Linked DNA regions of Mus musculus: region 1 is linked to region 2. Evidence: chromatin loops called from intact Hi-C (ENCODE). Cell type or tissue: heart. All regions are shown on one strand. Each heading gives the region's core, and the rest is flanking DNA. Links, peaks and the distances in the headings are about the cores only.

Region 1 (6,881 bases), core at 1,599-5,598, 95 kb after region 2:
TCTAGTTGTGGTGTGGCTCAGTCTTTAGCATGCATGTTTAATCCCTGTGGCTGGAATGCAGACATGCTCTTAGTACACACCTTTAGTCCCAAACAATGAAGGTAAAGTTAGTTTCTAGAAGAAGCACCCATCTTTGAAAATGACTTCTAAAAAAAAAAAAAAAAGAAAATGACTTCTAATTGAGTGGCAGACAAAGTGAGTCAGAGAAAGATTTGACAGAATGAGTCAGAGACAGAATACACCCAACTCACGAGAGGAAAGAGAGAGAACCTAAGAGGGAACAGCAGAAAGGGAGGGGGAGGGGGAGGGGGAGGGAGAGAGAAGAGGAGGCAGCTCTACCGGGAGAGTTACAGTTTGCAGAGAGAACAAGCAATAGGCGAAGAGAGAACAAGACAGAATGAGAAGAGACAGAAGATCAGAACATATTGCCAAGCATATGAGGCCAAGCACAACAATTCAGTCAGTGGCCCAGAGAGAAGTCAGATTGAAACAGTCAGCTTTCAGGGGTGTTTGAGCCAGAACACCTGAGTTGAATCAGCCAGCCTGCAATCAGAAAGAACTAGGAAGGGTGAGTTTATTCAACATTCAGTTTCAAAGGCTGAAAACAGTCTAGGCCTCAATAAAATTGTATGGAGCTAGAAGCTTCAGTGTTAGACCTAGCTTACCAGACAGAGGCATAAGCCTCCAAGATGACAATTACATCTAGCGAATAAAAATAATGTTAACAGTCAGCTGCTAGGTGCACCAGGGTGGATAGCCAGGTGGACAGAACTATGCAGGAGCAATGGGAAAGCCAGCGCACTGTCAAGGGAAGTGCCACCCAGTGCGTAGGAAAGGAGTGCACTGATGGTGGCACATAACTGCTGTTGTCATTGTCTGTTTGGTTTCCAAATTTCTCAGTGAGGCACAGGGTAAACCAGCCTCCAGCAATGCTGAGGTAGTCTTTGGTTTACTGAGCTCAACACTGATGACAAAACGTCACCGTCAAGTGGGAAAATATATTTTATGTTGCTCCATAAGTGACATGAGCTGACACAGAGAGCCATCTGTAAGTCCATTTGAGAGGTAATTTCTTATACATGCAATGCTTAAATAGGTATTAATAGATGAGGTAACTATTATCCTATTAAAGACTTGGCTCAACAACATGATTCCTGAATACAGTGGATCCTCGACCTCCACTTGCTTCCTCTTGGGAATCCTTTTTTATACACTTGGCACAGTATAGAAAACACTCAAGTTTAGCTATCATTCATCAGCACTTGTTAGCTCAAAAGTGTACTGGGGGTGGGAAGAACAATGTACATTAGCTCAGGTTAGATGAGTAGAGCTGAAGACATTAAAAACACACACTCGAGTGTCAGCCTGATGTTTAATGATCTACTGTACTTTCAATCTCCTTCAGATCATGTTTCAGATTGAAGTCACCACCTGAAAGAGACACATGCTTCTTCCAGATAAGGGAAGCGAGAAGAGTCACCTGAAGCATCCCATGACAGACATTATGAATATTCTTTACAGATGGGGGGCTGATCTGCGTAAGGGGGCATTCCCACTTATTTTCAGCCTTGGACGGAGACTTTAATGCCCCTCTGCCACACTCATGATTCTTTTCCCAGCATCCTTTCCCCAACAATTTTGATTTGTTATAATAAATCAAATCAGATAAACTTTGAAAACAGCAATATCTACTAGGCATTTTAACTTCTCTTCAGCTTTGTTAAAGCTGAAATTAAATATGATAATCTCCAATGGACAAAGGGAAATAAGAGCATTCCCTGCAGGTATACCGTAAGAATAATAGTTTTTTTCGTGCCTGAGCATGGAGTGTCTGATCTACTTCATTTAAATGAAAGACCTCAAGGGAACCACACACTTCATGTCCTAAAATAGTCCCTCTTCATCCATGTCCCCTCTAAGTCCTTTACAGCCAATGGCCGCTTACATTTGTCTGGCTCATATAAAACCACCTCTAGGGATCGCTGAAATCATGGCATCACACTAGTCATCTCCATGACTTCATGTCGGGGGACATTAAGGTACAGTAAGCCAGAGTAGAGTGAGACTGCTGCAGGACCCAAACCCCAGCAAGTCTATACTCTGTCAATGTTCAAGTCACTTACAAAAGAAGCAATGTGCCATGCAGCCAGGCACACCCCCTCCTGTGTACTTCCAGCCAGCCCTAGGACTAACACTAGTGTGGGTGGTTGCTATCCTTCCAGGCTTGGTGCCTGTGACCTCAATACTGGAGAAGCTGAAGCTGCTCTTCAATCCCAGGCCAACCTGGGCTACCCTGACACATTGTTCAGGCCAGTCGGAGCCAGTGAAGTACACGTCTTAAAAGAAAAAACTAAATTTAAAACGCTGATGTATTTTATTGTTAATAATAATCCCCCTCCCCCAAATTCTATATGTCCAGTCAAGGGTCTTTCTTAATATTTCCAATTCAAGATTTGTTGAATCCACGGTTGCAGAATATAAGGATACGGAAAGTTGGCTACGTAGTTTTTCTGAGCACACCTGCAGAGGTTATTTGCTTAGTTTTTCCTATATGAAAGATTCTGACTTCTTCATTTTCTGTGGTGAATGGAAAGTCCTTTTAGGAGGGAATACTTCGATGCTCCATCCTGAGTCCTACAGCACTGCCACTGTGACAGGTGTCACTGCTCTTCCCAGTGTATAGGTAAGAGTTGAAAGTATCGGGATTTTTCGGTTTAACTCATAACCACGTGACTAGAGAGCACAGAAGTTATGGCATTGCTAGTCTCCATAGTAGCCCTGGAAACTGACTTACCTGCATGCCATTGTCCAATACGGTGACAGATTTTACTAGGAAGGTGCGAATACAGAGCGGACTCAATGACCGTTAAACAGTGACCATCACATGAATGCACTAAAGAACCAAGTTCCACAGGACTGTGAACTCGGTCTCTTTTACTCGGCTTTAATCGCCAAAACCGTTCTATCAGGATGGAAGATAATTCTAAAGAGAAACATGTTCGCCTCTCCGTTCAGGTATCAGGCTTTGGACTCCAAGGAATTGTGACTGAAGCCGAGACGAGACAGGATGGGTCAGTGACAGGCCGGACCAAACCTGGACCAGGCCAACTCTGCACATACACCCCTTGCTCACGATTTAAACCTAAACTTCAAGTTAGGGCCTCTAAGGGGTCCTGGGTCACTGAACCTCTCTTTGTTCCCTTTCCCAACGTGGCCACATTTATTAAATCTCTCTGATTGTCACAACAAACTCGTCAAGTGGCCCAATGTGGCCAAGCTTAGTCCGTGCAGCCAGGGCAATCTCAGGGTGTGCAAGGGAGCAGCACCTCGGTGTCCTCTGCTACAGTCCGAGTTAAATCTTTACCTTGTAAAGAAAGGCAAAAAGGCGGCTGGAAGCCTAGCTTCAACTCAGGCGGAAGTTCCATCGCCGCCAAGAAGGGGCATCGGGAAAAGTTTTTCACCTCTAAACTCCTCCACTTCCGGCCTCAGCAACGCCCAAAGGACTGAAAACCCTTAGGACAGCCAGGCCTTCCCAGCCATCCCTCCACTTCGGGGACCAAAGGCCTAAAGCGTGTGCCGCCATGGGGTCGGCGAGGCGGCTGCGGGCGGGAAAGAGCGGAAAGTCCTGGAAACGTCACCGCTAGCTCGCGCCGCGTGCACGGGAGGGTTGGAGACACCAGGGGCAGGGGTTCCCCCAACTGGAAGCGGGAACCCCACAGCCGTGGCCTCGGGGCGACGCACAAAACGGACCCCGGGCTGGGCCTGCGCGCATGCGCACCGCTACGCGGTCCCAGGGCCCGGGAAGGGACGTGAACCCAGAGCTACCCCAGCGACCTGGTCCACGGGCTCGCGCGTGCGCGCCGGGCCCCGGCCCGGGTGGGTTGGCGCTGCGCCCTGCCCCCGCAGCGGCTGCGCACCGGGCCGGGCGCAGGGTGAGGCCTCCGCCTGGCCTTCGCCCCCGGGACTCGCCCGCCCACCCGCGCCTGCCGCCCACACGCAGGCTTACCTCCGCGCCGCGCGTCCTTTCCGCTCCCCGGCAGCGGGGACTGCTCGCCCGGGGCCAAGAACAGCAGACACTTGGCGCCTCCCCCTGAAGCGGCCCGGCCTGGCGGGCTGAGCTCGAGTTCAGCCGTGCGGGGAGGAGGGGGCCGCGGGAGCGAGAAGAGAAACCAGAGGAGGAGGAGAGAGTTCAAGGGAGCGAGGGAAGGGGAAGGGGACAAAGAGAAGGGAGGGGGCTGCGCGCTGCGCCCCGCCTCCCTCCTCGGCCGGGATCGGCGACCCTGGCCTCTCTGGGGACCCTGTGCTGGACCCCGCTTTCTAGCTTAGTGCCCCGATTTCGGGGAAGCTGTGTCTCTCTGGTTTTAGGTCTTACATTCAAAGGCGCTGGTTTTCCTGCTTGCTGCGAAATAAGAGGCTAATTGCATTCTGTGCGCGCTAGTCCAGTCTTAGCAACTCCATCCAGGAGGCCCACCTCATTGTCTCTTGTTTGAGGGCCCAGAGAGCTGTCCGACTTTAAAATGAAGGAAATCCTGTCACCTGGGACGATCTGGAATGAACCTGGAGGATGTTAAGCAAAGTAGACATACAGCACAAATACTTACGGATCTCATTAAGGAGCACTGAAAAAGTCAAGTCGCACCAACAGAAAGTAGAGAGGTGGTTACTGGGACTAGGGAGAAGGGAGCCTGTGGGGCTAGTGATCAAATTTCAGTTAGGAGGAGCAAGCTCAGAAAGAAGGCTGCTATGCTACATAGTGGCTACAGTTATGAGCAGTGTGCACTAGAAAGTCCTAAGAGAAGAGATAATGTTATGGCTTTGAAACAGGGGCTCTGTATTAGCCCAAGTTAGCCTCAAACATCGTAGCCTCCATCCCTCCTCCTCTTGCTTGATCTTTGCCCTCACATTATATACATACATTAAAACATTGTGCTATATATAATAAATATATACACATATATATGTATGTGTTTATATATATATATATATACACACACATCAGTTTAGGGGAAGACAATGGAGATTTGGGTAATTTGCCTTGGGCCATATGATTAGAGATGACTCAAATCCATCTCTTCATTCCACAGGGCTTCTTTTACCTCTTGACCATGTGGTTTCTTTCCAAATGACTTTAAAAAGTGGGTCAGATAATGAAGGCCTTAGCAGTGTAACTGCAAGCTGGGTCACAGGATCCACAAAGGGCTTTTTGGAAGAGGCGGGCTTGATCCCCTCTTTGTCTTGAGCAAGTTCACGGTTCCTGAGGCTGAAAGTTCAGCTTAGGCTAAACAACAGTCTGTGAACTTATTATAACAATGGGCTGGGCTTAAAGAGAAAAGAAAATGAAGTTAGGACTAGATGTGGAAGGCCAGAAAAAAGTGTGAGGTTGGTGTGTCACGTAATAATTTATGGGCCCAAAATCTTTGCCTTTAAAATAGAGCATTTTACTGTTTAATATCTCACAAAGCATGTTGATAAAACCTGACAAAGATGACATATTGTTTTAATCCTAAATAAAATGTCATCAAATAGGATCCAACAACAAATACCATGATCAATGCAGGGATTGTTTCAGTGGTATAAATATGTTACAATGTAAGAAAGTTAGTCTTATAAGTAAGTCAAAGAAGTAGGCATGTTTTGGTTAGCCATTTAAAGTGATAGAGAATTCAACAGTCCTTTTGTTCAAAGTAAGTGGCTATATTCACTCAATAATAAACCTCTTAAGAGTATATCTAAGCCCGGGGTGGTGGCACACGCACGCCTTTAATCTCAGCACTCGGGAGGCAGAGGCAGGTGGATTTCTGAGTTCGAGGCCAGCCTGGTCTACAAAGTGAGCTCCAGGACAGCCAGGGCTACACAGAGAAACCCTGTCTCAAAAATCCAAAACGAAGAAACAAACAAAACGAACAAACAAGAGTATATCTAAGAAGTACAGGGATACAGTTGCTGCATCCCCATGGTACCCTGGATGGCATATGATGACGATGGACCAAGAGACCTGAAATTGAAGCAGTTGCTTTAGGTGACGCAATTATACACACAAAAAGTATTTTGAGACCAAATGGCTAAAACTGACATTGAACTCTTCGTACCAACCAATCCCTCAGATACGGTTGTAGGCATGCACCATCATAGATAACCCCGTTTCATTTTTTGATGAGTTCAATTCAGAGGCGTTTATGGATGTCTGTCCTAGAAGGCAGAGTTGTCACGGAGCTAGGGTAGCATACTGTCTGCTCATAGGGTACCTGTCTAGTGATAGGCTTGGGGAGTGACCCTTTTCACTGCTCTATGTAAAGCTGGAGGAAAGAGAAAACATTTGAACCCCTCCCCCAAAAGGGCAGGCGACGCTTTAGTTTCTTCAGCTCTTTCTTCCTTGTGCCTGAAACAGCAGGGTTCTGAACAAAATGCTCTTTGACTAATGATTGTACAAATTTCTGGCCAGTGGTGTGCTCCAAAGTAGCCTTTCCCAGTATTTTAAGAACAAGGACGGAGATTGTGGGTGGGGTGCTAGGACGAGCAGAGCAGATTTCAACAGGCAGGTTGGGCTCTGAGTATTGTAGATGTTTATAGTACAATGTTGTGGTCTAATTTGCACCAGCTTAACATCAGCCTGTATCAAGCCTGAAACAGTGATCTCGTTCGCATGCTTTGCTTAGTATGTATATCTAGAGACTTCAGACAAGAAGACCAGCAGGATTGGGACCCCAGATCTCTGGGCAAACACCACCTGAACTTTTCTCACTTTGGGCCTGACCTAACCATACTTTGAAACATTTAGGAAATGAACTGAAATTAAAATCAAAGGCGTTTGTGGATGTCATCAGGAATGGACTGATATCCAGTTACAAAGTCAACATAAAATCAGCGAGGAGAACTAAAAC
Region 2 (6,881 bases), core at 986-4,985:
TTCAACTCTACAGTGTATATCTAAGACTGCTACATGCATCTCATTCTTTTGGAGTGACATCAAGTACAGGAACTATAGGGCAACTGAAGTAAACTTCACAGTGTGTGTATGTGTGTGGAACATATACATCTCTTAGGATATGCTTATTTTTCATTAGTTTGCTTTTTGTTACAGGTTTATTTTCATTTAGCTTTACCTATAAAAAAACATGGGTATTGAAAGAAAACATCCATGTATGTGCTATTTATTACAAAGAGACTTATTTAAGATAGAAAATGACTATGCTTTGTCAAAAATCATTGCAGCCCAAACTCAGAAAAAAGTAAATTTATGTATTATAAAATATATGTTCGCCAGGTGTGGTGGCACATGCCTTTAATCCCAGCACTTGGGAGGCAGAGGCAGGTGGATTTCTGAGTTCGAGGCCAGCCTGGTCTACAAAGCGAGCTCCAGGACAGCCAGGGCTATACAGAGAAACCGTGTCTCAAAAAACAAAACAAACAAACAAACAAACAAACATATATATATGTGTGTATATATATATATATGTATATATGTATATATATGTATACATATATATATATACATACATAAACACACATATACATACATATGTGTGTGTGTGTGTGTGTGTGTGTTCATGCTGTATTCAGACTTGAAAGATTAACTTGTTTTACCATACAGGCTAACTGAATTCAAATGTATATCATTTTTCTAAAATTAAAACTTTGCAAAATGCCTTAAATTAGAAGAGGATGTGTTGGAAAATGAAAGTTTTGATGTAGTTGGTATTTTTCTGTCTCAAAGCCATGCCTTTGTCTGTTTTGTATAATGAAAATATAATTGTGCTTAGTAATTTGTCTTTCTAGATTTGTTGCTCTCTATGTAAAGAACTATGTCTTTACTTTATACGTTTAACATTTTTAAAGGTTTTTTTTCCACTTGAAATAACATTTTCAGGCACTCTGTAGTTGATCTAAAGTGAGAGAGGAAAAGAAGTAAAAAAAAAAATCTTAGCTATGTATCACATTCTAAAAACTCAGGCACTTCACTGTCCTGGTGATTTCTAGACCAACATTCTTGAAAATACAAGGTTTTTATTGTACTTTCAAAATAATTTACCTAGCAAGATAACATTTCATTAGTTTCTTTATGCTAAGTTTTTATACTATATATCATTTTGAAATTGGGTGTTGCAGCCAGAATATAAATCAAAATAGTAATTTCAAAATATACTATATAGTTAGATACCTTTTCTTTTTTATGAGTTGCCTAAAAAGATAAAATGTCATGCAGAAAACTGCAGTAGTCTCTTGGAGGAAATGCTCTAAAACTGTGTGACTAGTTCAAACTGGTTTTCTTCACTGTTTACAGTTTAAGGCATGATAAGTACTTTTAATCTAAAATAAAATATAAGTGAAATCTACTTAGTAAACTATTCCGTAAACAACATCTCGGTTCAGTATAAAACCATTTAACAGATTTCTGATTAAATCATTTCATGATATACAAAATTTTAAACGTACAGATATATCACATTATTTAAATCATAATTGCTTTTAGACCTTAACTTTATGGAGTTTTTTTTTTTTAATGAGGAAAAAACACGTTAAAGTGGTTCAAGAAAGTAAAATGGCGTGCATACAAGAATAGAATATATTTTAATGTTTAACACATCAGACACAAACTTCCTTTAAAAATATTTTCTGTTGGAGCCGGAGAGATAGTTCCCAAGAACACAGTTTTCACAGTTGAACACGGAGCAGTCCCAGTGGCTTAGTCAGGCAGCTTATATTGCAGATTCATTATCAAATATCTTATTTTTTAAGGTCTGTAGGTTGTGTTGGATAAAATTCTCAGTGCCCTGAACTTCAGAGAACCTGGAGTCACTTCTTCTAACCGACCAGTTTTTCATTTTTATTGAGTTCTGAATTGTGTCTGAGGTGAAGTAGTAAACAATAGGGTCAAAGCAGCAGTTGGAAACAGCGATGCAGAGAGTGATCGGGTACATGGTCCTCACTGCCGCCACCACAGAGCAGTTAACAAAGGTCTGTGTCCTCATGAGCGAGTACAAAATGAGGTTGATGTTGTAGGGCACAAAACAGAAACAGAAGATGACCAAGTGGACAAAAATCATTTTTAAAACCTTAGTTTTGTTCATTTTGCTTCTACTTAATGTAACAGGTTTATTTAAAGTTCTTAGCACCATACTAGAACAAGTTACGTTCAAAATGAGAGGGATAAAAAAGCCCACTATTTCAATGAAAATCACAATCCTGGAGAGATAAGTTTTCCATGTGGCCGCTGGAAAGTTCTCAAAGCAGGCTTCTGAGGTATTGTTCCCCTGAGAGTGGGTCGACTGAAAGAAAACTGCAGGCGCACTTCCTCCCATCACTGTGAACCACACAGCAATGCAAACGATCTTTGCATTTCGTTTCGTTCTTAAAGTCTTTGACTTAAATGGGTAGACAATTGCCAGAAATCGATCTACACTGATACAGGTTAAGAACAGAATGCTTCCATACATATTGGTGTAAAACAGCATTACTGAAATCTTACAGAGTAGATCTCCAAATGGCCAATTCCGTGTTGCAAAGTAAAAAATCCGAAATGGCAAAGTAAAGACGAAAAGTAAATCTGACATTGCCAGGTTAATCATGTACGTTGTAGTTTCATTTCTCACTTTGAGGGCACAGATGAAAATGTATATCGCAACACAGTTGGATATCAGCCCAAGCACGAAGACCATGCTGAACATGCACCCGTACAGAGTGTACTTAAAGGAGTCGTCATAAGGGCACTGGGAGCCATTGGAGCTTACCATTGTCAGGCAGTGCAGCTTACAGGAGGCCTTTTGTCCGCAGCGCTTGATCGATCGCCTTTGCTATTCAGATGTGGTCACAGCAGCAGCCAGTTTATTTGCAAAGTATTTGTTTCTTTTCCTGTTCTTACAAATACTTTCTTCTCTTAACTCTTCAAAGGAAACATGAAATGTGTTCCGTAAAAGTTTCTAGTAGATTATTCAGGAAAATAGTCTGATTTTCTGGTCGAGAAAATCCATGAGTCTGGAGTTTAGTTAACTGACAGAAAATGCAGTCAAGGAAGCCAACCCATAAAGCTGAAAGTGTAAGGAAAAACTGTTCCAAGTCGGACCAGACCAGTCCGCGTGGAAACTTGTGCTTCAGCCGCCAGGGTCCAAACCAGCTTTACTTCAGTCACAAACACTCGCCGTGCGTCCGTCCGCCCGTCGTCCTCGGGTACTTCTTCCTTCTTTTTATTCTCAAACTTTGTATTTCTACATTGATTCCGGACGGCGATAGGCAGTCGTTTAAGGGATCCCAGATAAATTCCTAAGCATGTTCGCGCTTGCTGAATGGAGAGGCCTTTCGGAGGTTGCCAGCTGTATTGTGAGATGGGCTGTCTCTGAAGTGAGCAAGAAAGCCTTCCCAGATTTGTAATATGACATCACAGGAAGAAGAGGCTGGGTTTGGACAAAGGAAGGCTTCAACCCAGTTGTTTGCAGTTCCTTTAATCTGATAATGTGTCTGCTGGGAATGTACCTAGGAGGCTTGCAAATGGTCACTGGCTGCCCAGCTGAGTTGGGTGTTAACTCTTTTTATGCCAAAATGCTTTCCGGGGATTCTGACAACTTCTCCAAAGTGGTTTGATTTGCTTTAGTTAGTAATAAGTAAGAGAAAGAAAGAAACATAAGGTAGATTCTTTCTCTTCTATTGCTCTTGTAGTTGGGATATTGCCTTCTTTAAAGAAATAAAATGCAGATGGGTGTATATATGTTTATAAATTGAAATGTAGGCGATATGAGTGGCACATTAAAGAACTGTTTGTGCCTGAAGGCAGAACCTTAAGAGTTTATATAAAGCCTTTGACTGAGGCAGGCAGTCCTGCTTCTCTTAGTATCTGGTGTTTTTTAATTGCTCTCCAGCATTTAACTTAATTGGCATGATTGTGAGTAGCTTTAATCCTGGATCTCTTTAGTTTTTGATAAATAATGTTCTAACATTTTTCTTTGAAACTAATTTTCTAGAGCTAGTTCAATTTTAATACACCAAAGACTACATTAAGTATGCCCCCCCCCCGGAGGATTATAACTCAGTAGTGAGAATAGTACTCCAAAACTTTTACTTTTAGTACAGTGTCAGTCTTTTGCCCACAACTTAATATAAGCATAGTGGGAAAGTGTGCTTTGTAAAACGGGCTCCCCCCTTCTGAGTTAATTGAAATAACTTACAGCAGAGAATCTCAGTTCTACTGTTTGTCTAAATGTAGTTTCCATGATTTTATTCTCCTTTCCTCCGTCTCTCCCTTCAGTTTCTTTTACATGTTGGCTGTGTGTTGGGGTATATTCCAGATCTACTTTCATCTCTAAATTTGAAGCTGAAACCCTTCATTTGGGGTCAGTGAAGGCATTTCAGAGCAAGTTTCTCTATAGACACCTTAGTTTACATATTAAGATGTATACTTAAGAGCATGTATCATGTGTTCTATACCTTTTAAATTTGATTACTTTTGATGGTGAATTATAATCTTTTTATTGTTTTGATTAGGAAGTCATCTATGATCAAATAATACAGTCTTATAGGCGGTAAAGATTGAGGGTCTGAACTTCTTTGCTTTGGTTTTGGTGTGGAAAACAGATGCAAATGTGTTCCTATTGGAAGATGGGAACTTTGAGTGCAGTAATGAAAAAAGGGACACTTAATAACATTTTCTTCTCCATGAAGAAACTTTTCTGTTAATAGTTATTTTAGGAAAAATATAAAATTTGAGTGATCCACTTTTAAGTTTCCTTATTGTCATTTTAAAAAACGATTTATTATGTATACAGTGTTTTGCTTGCATGTACACCTACAGTTCAGAAGAGGGCACCAGATCTCACTATAGATGGTTATGAGCACCATGTGGTTGCTGGGAACTGAACTCAGGACCTTAGGAAAAACAGCCAATGTGCTTAACCTCTGAGCTATCTTGCCAGCCCCCTTATTGTCATTTTTACAAATTATAATCGTTTTATGTCCTGGTACTGTCCATGTTTACTTTCATTGTGAAAACATGCATGAATGTGATATACATGCATATATGCAGGCCAGCACTTATACACATAAAAATAAATAGGTCTTTAAAATAAATAAGTAAAATATACTGTCAGCTGATTTTTAGGATGTTGTGATATGTAGATTATACCTTAGTGAAAAAGAGTTGTAGAGGAAAGTCTGTCTAAAAGGGTTACTAATTTGCTGGGCGTGGTAGTACATGCCTTTAATCCTTATACCTAGGTGGGCATGCTGGAAAGATGTCTTAGCATTTTGGAGTACTTCCTGTTCTTTCAAAGGGCCCAGGTTTGATTGTCAGCACCCAATGGCAGCTCAGTCCTGTCTGTAACTCCAGTCCCAGGATATCCAGTACCCACGTCTGACTCTGCAGGCACTGCGTGCACTCAGTGCACAGACATACAAGAAGGCAAAACACTCATACACAGGGGGGAAAAAAACTTACAAAAGGTTTTTACTTTAAGATTTGCAGGTTGGAACAGTGTTGGAGCTCCATGTAGGAGGCCCTGTGCTCAGACTCCAGCATCCCAGCAAGTGATTAAGTGAAACTCTAACACCATTCTAAACAAATCCATTCTAAACATTATTCAGTTTAAATGTAATAAGTGTTAACTAAAATAAAATCTTAAATAATAATTTATTTACACAGTGGTAAAATAAAAACGATATGGTAGTCTGAGACACAAAGGAAGGTTTATGATGGCAGGAATCTGATACATTTTATTTTAGAACTGTGTATGTGTTGCCTTTATGTAATAAGAGTATCCGGGAAAGTCTCCTTTCAGCTCTGAAATGCACTATGGATCTTCACATGTGTATCCATGTGTGTGCTTTCCTGTTGACAAAAATACTTAGTTGCGAAAGGACATTTGTTATTAGCTTTGTTTTAGGAAAAGCATCAAATGTCAAACTACAATTCTAGCTAAGCATATTATCAGTTGGTAGATTAACTATATATGGTTCAGTGCAGAGTAAAGTTTACCATTTTAGTGCACAGGATCTGACTCCAGGGCCCTTGAAATCTCCTTCCTTGGGCCCTGGTTTTATCCTACCTTTCTGGAACTCTGAGACACCATGACTCAGAGCACACAAGAAGCAGATTTGAAGGAGGATTTCAAGCCTTGCTAGCTATTCTCCAAAACTATCTGCTATTCTCCAAAACAAATCCCTGAAACACTTGAAGGGTTTTCTCTATAGAAAAATCTAGAAGGAATCTAGACTGTCTTTTACTAGTGTAGATTCTTTATGCATGAATAAAGCATGTGCTGTAGGCAATAAAAAGAGACTATACATCTTTTTCTAAGGGGGTCGGGGAGTAGGAAAATGCAGTGCAAAGAGCTCCCAGCAGAGAACTCTGCTTGTCCTTTTCAGTCCTTTTCCTTTGCTCCTGTGGGGACTCTGGCTTCTTGGCTGTAAAAGAAAGGAATTAGGCTCTACAAAGTTCCCTTCCTGCTTTTTATTTGCTTCAGATTCCTTGAATTCTTTGAATGTTTAAGGTGTCACGTTTGCTTTCTCACTCTTTGGTATCAGGAAGTCACTTTTATCCTTACTGTTTAAGAATTTTGAAACTAGCCTGGACAAGACATGTGTACCACAGAGGGGAAGAGGGAACAGAGAGGAAGAAATGTGTGTAAGAGACAGAATGAATGGGCCAAGTCAAAGTTCCTTATTACACCCAGTAAATCAGCAGGACTCTATTCTTACAGGGAAAGGCAGACTCATTCCAGCACTCCTAATCCCAGCCAGTTAATTTGGTGAGGCCCTGGTAGAACCACAGGAAGTCTGAAGCAGATGTGGGGGGAGGAGCAGAAC

The links. Hi-C counts contacts between places; a loop is a spot of excess contacts. Peaks named below come from ENCODE experiments on the same cell type or tissue, not always from the same donor. Only the 100,000 strongest peaks of a DNase experiment are listed, where the experiment ranks them.
Region 1: it touches region 2 in a loop (5-fold over the local background); 9 of 42 quality-filtered maps call a loop at or near these places.

The regions. Positions count from the first base shown.
Region 1 is chr14:73,140,314-73,147,194 of GRCm38, reverse strand. Rcbtb2 (regulator of chromosome condensation (RCC1) and BTB (POZ) domain containing protein 2) reads right to left here and starts at 4,685. Exons shown (of 15, transcript NM_001170694.1): 1 at 4,602-4,685. In heart, for the core only: no CTCF peak of the experiment used is centred there; a DNase peak (open chromatin) is centred at 3,924; H3K4me3 peaks cover 2,439 bases; H3K27ac peaks cover 2,313 bases.
Region 2 is chr14:73,234,544-73,241,424 of GRCm38, reverse strand. All of the region lies in intron 17 of Rb1 (RB transcriptional corepressor 1), which reads left to right. It overlaps Lpar6 (lysophosphatidic acid receptor 6), which reads right to left and starts at 3,534. Exons shown (of 1, transcript NM_175116.4): 1 at 1,067-3,534. The coding sequence starts at 2,824. The coding sequence ends at 1,790. RefSeq lists an enhancer at 5,099-6,881. In heart, for the core only: CTCF peaks have their summits at 3,175 and 4,876 (motif pointing right); DNase peaks (open chromatin) are centred at 2,794 and 3,424; H3K4me3 peaks cover 3,100 bases; H3K27ac peaks cover 3,098 bases.